Regions from separate parts of the Homo sapiens genome. Here region 2 is linked to region 1. A link is a loop called in an ENCODE intact Hi-C map of the cell type or tissue named here. Cell type or tissue: Caco-2. All regions are shown on one strand. Each heading gives the region's core, and the rest is flanking DNA. Links, peaks and the distances in the headings are about the cores only.

Region 1 (4,397 bases), core at 111-4,110:
TGTTTTATATTACATATGTGTTATGTCATCGTTCTACATGTAAGAACTGTAACAGAAAAAAAAATTAGGCAAAGTTCTACGTTTTCTCTGGATTTATCAATTATTGGCTAAAATGCAAGGGTGCATTTCTAGAGGGTGTTTTATTTCAATAACTACTGTTACTTTCCCTCCTATATACTTCAACACTTTGAAAAGTTAATTTACTTTTCTTTAGTTGTTCTGAGGAATGGGAGCAAATATATTAGCACCAATATGATGTTTGTATACTAAAATACTGACATGAAATTTTTATCAAACCAGCATATATTATCTTTTTTTTTTTTAAAGCAAGCCCAATTCTAACTTATAAATAGGATAACTCAATATTGTTAGTACAATTAATAATGTTTTAGCTGGCTGTTAAACGACTGACATTCCATTTTAGAGTCTGAGTAAGTGAAACTGGGTGTCCTAAATTTCTATTTTAATAATTCCTTATTATTCTTATTTTTTTTGAGACAGGGTCTTATTCTGTCACCCAGGTTGGAGTGTAGTGATGCGAACACAGCTTACTATAGCCTCTACCTCCTGGGCTCAAGTGATCCTCCTGTCTCAGCCTCCCAGTAGCGGGACCACAGACATGCACAGCCATGCTTGGCTAATTTTTTTATTTCTTGTAGAGACAGGGTCTTGCCATGTTGCCCAGGCTGGTCTTGAACTACTAGGCTCAATTCATTGTCCCACCTCACTGTGATTATAGGTGTGAGCCACTGGGCAAAGCCAATTCCTTATTATTTTTACTGAATTTATCTCATTCTGTACTGTTTTACTATGTTAATTCTTGTGGGGATGAAGGCTATCTTGCAATTCCTCTACCTGGAATGTTACTCTTCTCCCCTCTCCATTTCCTTAAATCCTCCTTATCTTAAATACACACTGCCTTGCATTAACTTTTTGTGCTATAAAATCCAGCCATGGCTTAATAGCTAACCACCTTTTTTGTTTAACTACTCTTATTTTTAAACTGGTTGCTGTCCTGAAACACTCTCAGTGAAGTACAAACATACTTGCTTCTCAGATTGTAAGAGAAAGAAATGACTTTGGCTGTTGCCTGAGTCTACTTCTTAAGAACACCATGCATCACTGATTGGGAGCTCACAGGATAACGGCAGATAGAGAGTTTCTGCATGATGGTGTGTTCCCATTTGCTTGGAACCTACGAGCAACATGTGAAAGTATGCAGTTCCTAAGTTCTTTGCATGTCAAGTACAAGCTATCCAAGCATCCACTCTTCTTTCAAAGGACGCTAAATGCAAAACACAGCTGTCTGTGACCTTGGGAGACCTAACCGGAATCTGCAAACAAGCTTATGTAAGCGTACCCTGGCCAGCCTTGTTCCGAAAGCCCTCTCTAATTAAATGAGAGTTTTGATTTCTTATGTGGAACAGTAAAGGGTCTTCTGGGAAGAGACATCTCTTGCAGGAACTGTAATTTGAAAAGTAATTTTTGTCTCTATTGCATCCTTAACTACACAGGACATAATAGTGGGCAAGAAATGATAGCAGAGCTGTAAATACTGAGTAAGTCTGACTAATTCCCAGGCTGCACAAAAGATCTTATTAAACAACTTTATTAATGACCTGGAAATCTGAGAAGACGTTACATTAATAAGTTCCTCACATGGCACTAAAGGTGGAGATGGTAGAAGAAACAGAGGTGAAGTCAAACAATATTCATGGATCCCTGGAGATCAGAAAAATGAACAGTAAAGTACACAGTGAGTTCAGTCTGGCAAAATACAATTAAGTACAAGTATCCAGGAAAAAATAACTCAGAAGACTGACATTCAGTGGGGATGAAACCTCGAAAGCATGTCAAAAGCAACCAGATAGATACTGTAACCCACAGATTAGATAGGATTTTGCAATATAACAGAAATAGCAAAGCATAAAGTAGATGTGAAGCTGTCCATCAGAGGGGCTCAGCACATGCTGACAATGATAAAAGAAAAAGAAGGGTGTTGGGCGGGTGGTGAGTAAAAACAGCTCAGTTATTAAGTCCAAAAGTGTAAGCACCTGGACTTTGGCTTTAAACATTCTTTCAGAAAGATGAAAAGCATCTGAGAGGCCTTTAGAGAGGGAAAAATATATTTACAGAGATAAGCATATGATGAGAGATTAAAGGAATGAAACAGACAAGCCTCCACTGAGCAGTGACAAAAAGAGGTACTTAACTCTGATCAAAATTATTGTTTACATTTTTAAGGGTTTTCCGGGCAAGATAACTAACAAATATATTTCTTAATTATACATATGGCAGATGAAACAGTGAGTTTCCAGGAAGCATCAGCCCTGCCCAAAGCCATGTAGTTGAAAGAAGACTCAGAATCACAGAATTTTAGGCAGGAAATGATCTTAGAAATTACATAGTTTTGTGTCTTCAAAGTGAGGTCTGAGGGCCTATTGCCTGGAGAGCTTATCAGAAATGAAGATTTCTAGGCTCCAACTCAGCTCTCCTGAATCGAATCCTAATACCCCAGAAGGATTAGCTCAAGAAGCTTGTAGAGTTTAAGATAAGTTTATAGATAAGAAAAGTCAAGCTCAGAGATAAATTGCCCCAGGTCAGTCATCAATAGGTCCTGGTTTCAGGTCCAACGATGTTACTATCACTGTGGGATGAAATTCTCCCCAAATCTATAAATTGCCTTTATAATTAGTTATTACCATGTTGTGTAATTTTTCCGAGAATTTATATTATAGATGTTGCTTCATTTAATTCTTGTGTAATAAGGAAAAGAAGATAAAAGAAAACAGAGTCTGCCATCAGTGGGTATAGGAGACAGTTAAAAAAAAAAAAAGAAAAAGAAAAGAGAAGACAAAGATTGGGATATGAAGTAAAAAGCAAAAACCCGAAGCTTCGAATAAAGCTTTGAAGGTAAGAGAACTTATAAAAATGCAAGAGATGTTTAAAGAACAAATTATGGTCTTCCTAACCTCTAAGCTTCCTAAAATAAAAGTGGAATCTCTGCTCGTTATCATAAGCCCTTCTCTCCTGTAGGGTAAAGGACACGAGGATGAGAACCAGACTGTGGGTTGTCTCTGTATCCATTTCTGTGGCAGCAACTAGCATGCTCTAGATTGTTCTCTTGTGTCATTAGAAGTCCATTATTTGAAAGGTAATCATATTGCATTGATATATCTTCTTTTAGCAAAAGCTGACCAGGAAGTGTTTCAGGTTGATCATTTCTGGTTTTGACGATCTCTATCTAATGTAATCCTTGTAGGGAGAATCTGGGTTTGACCCCAGGATAAACCAAAACAAAGGGAACTAACATAGACCAATAAAATATATCCTAAAAAAATATAAGCAATTAAAATAGCTTTATACAAACAAAGGTTTATAAAAAATCATTATTATAAAAGAAAATCAGGCCGGGCATGTTGGCTCATGCCTGTAATCCCAGCACTTTGGGAGGATAAGGCTGGTGGATCACTTGAGGTCAGGAGTTCGAGACCAGCCTGGCCAACACGGCGAAACCCTGTCTCTATTAAAAAGACAAAAATTAGCCAGGAGTGGTGGTGCGCACCTGTAATCCAAGCTACTCTGGAAGCTGAGGTAAGAGAATCGCTTGAACCCAGTAGGCAGAGGTTGCAGTGAGCCAAGATCGTGCCATTGTACTCTAGCCTGGACAACAGAGTGAGACTTCGTCTCAAAAAAAAAAAAAAAAAAAAAAAAAAAAAAAAAAAATCAAATGTTGCACATGCATAGAAAATAAGATTAAAAGAAACATTGGGAACCAAACTTCAACAGAAAGATGTATTTCTCAAGCATAGTTTTTACTAGTTTTTAGATAAATAAGAAAGCTTATTTTATTATAATTTTGCCAAACATACTGGCTATAGAATAAATTTGCAAAATGATTTCTGGAACATGATAAGAGATCCACAGAGAAAAATGTAGCAGAAAGATGGGTATTCAAGTTACATTTTAGAGTAGAAAAGGCCTCTGGAAAACAGATTTCAAAGAACAAGTTAATACAAGGGAAGAAAGCCTCTGATTTTTAATAAAGCCACAACATTGACATCTTGTCTGTTCCCAGAGTGTAGGGATTCAGCAACGGAAACCTTTGCCTTGCATTTTGGAGCTGGCCTGGGAAAGCAGCGAAGAGCTCTCCACAGTCTGTGCCTGGAGGCCCAGGGGGGCTGTCAGATTTAGAGCTCTCGGACTCCACTGCAGGATAAACAGCTTGGGATTCTTCTTTAATGACAACAGCGTATCAGCTCTTTTTGAGGTTACAGCATACATAAACAAGATCTGCCTCATATTTTCCAGTTGTGGAGGAGGGAAGGGAAAAAAAAGGCCCCCACAAACCTTTTCCCGCAGTTAACAGTAGAAGACGACTTGCTTTTACTTGAATG
Region 2 (4,397 bases), core at 324-4,323, 52 kb after region 1:
GTCTTATGGGTTATTGGGAGGATCTTGGCTTTCATGCTGAGTAAGATGCGGAGACTTTGGAGGATTGTGGGCAGTGGGGCGATGTGATCTGACTTACAGTTCTGGCTGCAGGAGAGAAAGAATGGAAGCAGTGAGACCAGTTAGGAGGCTACTGCAACAATCTTGGAGAGAGACGGTGGTGGTTTGGACCACAGTAGTGCAACAGAAATCCGTAAGAAGTGATCAGATTCTGAATATATTTTGAGGATAGAGCCAACAGGATTTCCTGATGAATTAGATGTGGGTTTTGAAAGGAAGACAGGAGTGAAGGACAACTCCAAGTTTTCTGCTTTGAACAAGTAGAAGAAAAGAGTTGCCAACATTTAAAATCAGGAGATTTAATTTAATAATCCAGACTTCCAGCTCCTCTCAAAATACTGGAAGATCTGGTCAACTACATAACTGCATTTTTCACATGATAAAAAATGAACAGGAGCTGAGAAGCAGTTGCCCCATCGAGACAAGACACTGGCCCTTTGGTTCACTATCGACCTTGCTCCTTGTTTTATGTCTGGCCTTCTGAATAATAAATAGCTGTCCGTGCCTGTCTGTTTCCTGCAGACAGCTTGAGTTTAGGATCCCTGCCCAAAGTTCTACCATATACTCATGGCAGCAAAAATATAACATAAATTTGCCCACAATTTTGACTAAACGAAGGGCATTTTTGACAAAGTATTTTAAAACAGGCCATAAAAAGGATACCTGCTACAGCCTACTCTTCCAGATTTCTCCTCTATGGCAATTTGACAGCATCCTGATACAGAGGTCCAGCCTCGTCCAGCCTCGTGGTAAAAAGAAAAGCTTCTTGAAAAAAACTCCTCTTTCACATATTCTGATTTCATTAAGTCTAAATCCCAAGACTCAGGTCATAGTCTGTGTCCATATTGCCTGGGAGCGAGGTAAGGTACTTGACCATACCAGCTCTAATACCACATCTCACTACACCTGTGCTTTCCAAACAAGGGAGCTCCGAGGCCCAGGCTGGTACCAAGGCAAACTGGCTCTAAGCCTGTGTTATCACCACCAAGCCTGGTAACCGGCAAATTATTTATCTTCCCTGGGCTTACCAACAAAAAATGGAGGTCGACTACAGCAGAGCTTCTCAAACTCTAATGTATATGTGAATCCCCTATTCTAGATGATTATTTAGCTTCACTTACATGAAAATCACTGGCTTAGAATAAAGTGCCTGGTAACAATGTCTCTGTGGACGACCTGGTATGTTTCTCCTCAGCAAACAGAAATAACATGAACCCAAAGACTTGTTTCACTTTGTCTACCAGGAAGCTCAGAGCTAAATGCACTGCTCAATATAACAGCAAAGCCATCTTACCTCAGGGATTCGAGTATAACATCTTTCCCCGTTCCTTCGTATTCATCCTAATGGTTTTGATTTTATTTATCTATTTTAACCCTAGGCAACATCAAATCCTTTCTGAAAGTGGGTGGGGAAGGAAGACAACACTGGAAGGAAGGAAGAGAAGAAGGAAAGTGATTTAAAAAAAATCTTCCCAAGTTGGTATTAGGAAAGTTAGCAAATACGGTTTGTGAATGTGATCAAATAAATACAAACCTAATCATCTGGCTCAAACCCAAAAGCAGTTTTGTTTCAGAGGCCTGTGCCCTTTAGACCAACAAAAATAGCCACAAACAGTATGGGGCTGTGTAGTGGCAAGAAGGACGAGCCCTACTATAGGCATAGGAAAATTCTTCCACTCAGCCTTTCTCTCTTTTAGCTAAGTATGGTCATTGACAGAATTGGGAAATCTTACGGCCTCGATTAACTCCCTACAATAACAAAGAGTCTGTTTTATTATCAGGAAGAATTCAAAGAAAAATGCGTGTTAATTAGTAACACAAAAACTATGGGTAAAGTAAGCATCAAGACAGATATTTTGTGGTAATAAATCAAGCTCGATAAACTTGCATTTTTTACCTTTGGCAGCAGTCAGACAAGCACATTAAAAGCCCAGGATATCAGTCCTGCTCTGGTGCCCTGATAGCTTGAAAGTCAGGATAGCCTGCTTGGCTACGAATGTTTCTGACCTTGGGCAAGCCTTGTAACCACCCTGGACCCCCTCCATAAAATGAAGACAGTGTGGAGAGCACAGATTCAGAAGCCTCCGTAACTGAGCTCCACTTAACCAATTCTATCCCTGTGTTTCAACCAGGACTGAGCCCACACATGCTGAATAAGAGAGGCTAGAAGGTCACTCACTAGTATATCCCATGCATTTCTTCCAACTGTTTAGAGGTGTATTTGTTCTCAAACCTGCCTATGCCTGTTGGATTTGTTACTATAATTACATAATTTAATATGATGTAAACTGGTGAAATATAACCATGAAAGAAAACAGTTGCTTCCTATGAAAGGTACATTGAATAGTCTAAGGAGACCTGATAAAGGCAGGTGACTTAAACTGACTCTCAGGGCAGATGTAAATCAGACAATTGTGGAAGACAGGAAAACAATTTGTAAAAATCTAGAAGGATTCCTTCTACAGTCTGCTCTATAGGGGCCAAAATTTAACAAAATTGAAATGAGAAATCATAGAAAATGCAATCACTAAGGTATAATTAACATGAGAAAAATGTTAGGAAATTGTAATCGGCAAACCTATAATCAAAGAAAAGGCCTTGGCTCTACACCAAGGCTTCTACTGCAATGGGAAAGGGAGTAAGAACCATGGTGAAATATTACAGAGGCCCCATGGCTGTTATTTACAACCAGATGAAATAGGCGACCATGACACTGAAAGACCTTTCCAGGAAGGAGCTGAAGACGGAGTGTGGAAGATGTAGTTAGAGTTGTGGGAGGAAGGGACACACAGACACTACTCTTGATAGTCTGGCATATCCTTGCCAGTCTGTCAGCTGAAGGGGGAGTGAACCCACTTCTACTGAGAATCATAGGTTGGTATTTACTAAGTTCCCAGGAAGTAAAGATTTCTTTAACTGCTAGCATTTTTCTTCTACTCCTCTCTCCCCAGTTTTAAAAATGTTTGCTAAAATTATTTGATGAGTAATACTATATGTTGAGTTTACCTGGGCAATGAGCACTGTGAAGGAGAACATAGTATGCTTTGCTTTCCTGAGAGTAAGACATGCAGAGCAGGAGTAGTTCTAGGTAGAAATACTAGTTTGCAATGGCGAGACCAGGCCTGTAATTTTCTGCAGCATACCATGACATACATCATGGTTTATATGAGGCCAACTCCATAAATCAAGCCTTACCTAATTAGAGATTCTTCTGGAGATCTACATTATTAGAGCAAATAATTAAAACAGCCCAAGCAAAAATAAAAGCCAGATCTGTTTACAAAAATGTTCTCTCCCCCCAAGAAACTGTTTTAGTCTCATACCACTTACAGTTCTTTCACATTTAGTAAATTATAGACTCGGAGCATTTCTTTTTAGTCTGACTTCACTTTCAAGGAATTCTTCAATTAACTTTACGTTGCTTTAAGCTGTTCATCCAACGAGAAAACAATCTGTGGTTTCTGACTCCTTTGTGTGCCAATGGCTGCCATCCATGTTTGACTTTCAGACACACTGTCTCTTGAGAGCCAGGCTCTGTTTGCATAAAACCAGTCAGTTGTCATAGCATTTTGACAAGCACTATGGAAAAACAAAGAACAATACTTCGTGGTGGCTAAACTGGGAGAATTATCTCTGTAAGGGTTACTGCATTGGGGATACACACAACGTCCATCTACACCCAGCCACCTGGTCTGGGCCAGAAGGTAGCACATACTCCACTTTCAGCTGTGATCTTTCCATTCTCAGGCACCATCTCTTTACTACTGATTCATTTCTTTCTCCCTCCCCTCTTTTTCCTAAATGGTTAAAACACCTGAAACTCATGGAGAGGTGTGGCTACTCTAACAGCAGGCAAAAATGTCAGTAGAAATCTAAAAAGCAAGAGATTGCATGGCCTTTGCAATGGTTATGGTGCATCTAGTGTCAGATCTTCAGCCAAATGTAGTGTAATAAAAAAGCATGGCTCAGAGGTGAAACCTCAGTCCAAAACTTTGAATATTCTGACTCTAGTGTAGGACCTCAACTCTCTTTGCCTCTTGAGGCCCATGCACTGATGTTTTTAAATAAGTACAAATAACAACTGGGCAGCAGAAAATAACCATGGGAACAAATGATGGAAACATATGATGACTGCTGAAGAAAAAGAACCTTAGGTTTTCTACCTATCCCAGCTGAGTCAGGCAGAATGGAATCTCCCTCTTTCTTTTCCCCTGTGCTTGGCCAGTTTCTGGGTATCCCTCATCTATGTCCATTCCATGAATGTACTTGTGAAGCCAAAAGAATAATAAACCAAGGGTGTCTGAAACTGTCTTTGAATA

Evidence for each region. Hi-C counts contacts between places; a loop is a spot of excess contacts. Peaks named below come from ENCODE experiments on the same cell type or tissue, not always from the same donor. Only the 100,000 strongest peaks of a DNase experiment are listed, where the experiment ranks them.
Region 2: a loop joins it to region 1, with 5 times the contacts of the local background. A loop is called at or near these places in 4 of 110 quality-filtered maps.

Annotation. Positions count from the first base shown.
Region 1 is chr3:100,074,005-100,078,401 of GRCh38, reverse strand. All of the region lies in intron 1 of CMSS1 (cms1 ribosomal small subunit homolog), which reads right to left. The region is part of intron 1 of FILIP1L (filamin A interacting protein 1 like); the gene reads left to right. Among named protein-coding and RNA genes, the nearest start is that of FILIP1L, 38 kb to the left of the region's middle. RefSeq lists enhancers at 3,855-4,389, 4,390-4,397. In Caco-2, for the core only: no CTCF peak of the experiment used is centred there; DNase peaks (open chromatin) are centred at 1,241, 1,991 and 2,451; H3K4me3 peaks cover 971 bases.
Region 2 is chr3:100,022,534-100,026,930 of GRCh38, reverse strand. The region is part of intron 1 of CMSS1 (cms1 ribosomal small subunit homolog); the gene reads right to left. All of the region lies in intron 1 of FILIP1L (filamin A interacting protein 1 like), which reads left to right. LOC105374010 (a long non-coding RNA gene) reads right to left here. Exons shown (of 5, transcript NR_189163.1): 3 at 3,409-3,612; 4 at 1,373-1,503. Among named protein-coding and RNA genes, the nearest start is that of MIR3921, 60 kb to the right of the region's middle. In Caco-2, for the core only: no CTCF peak of the experiment used is centred there; a DNase peak (open chromatin) is centred at 2,040.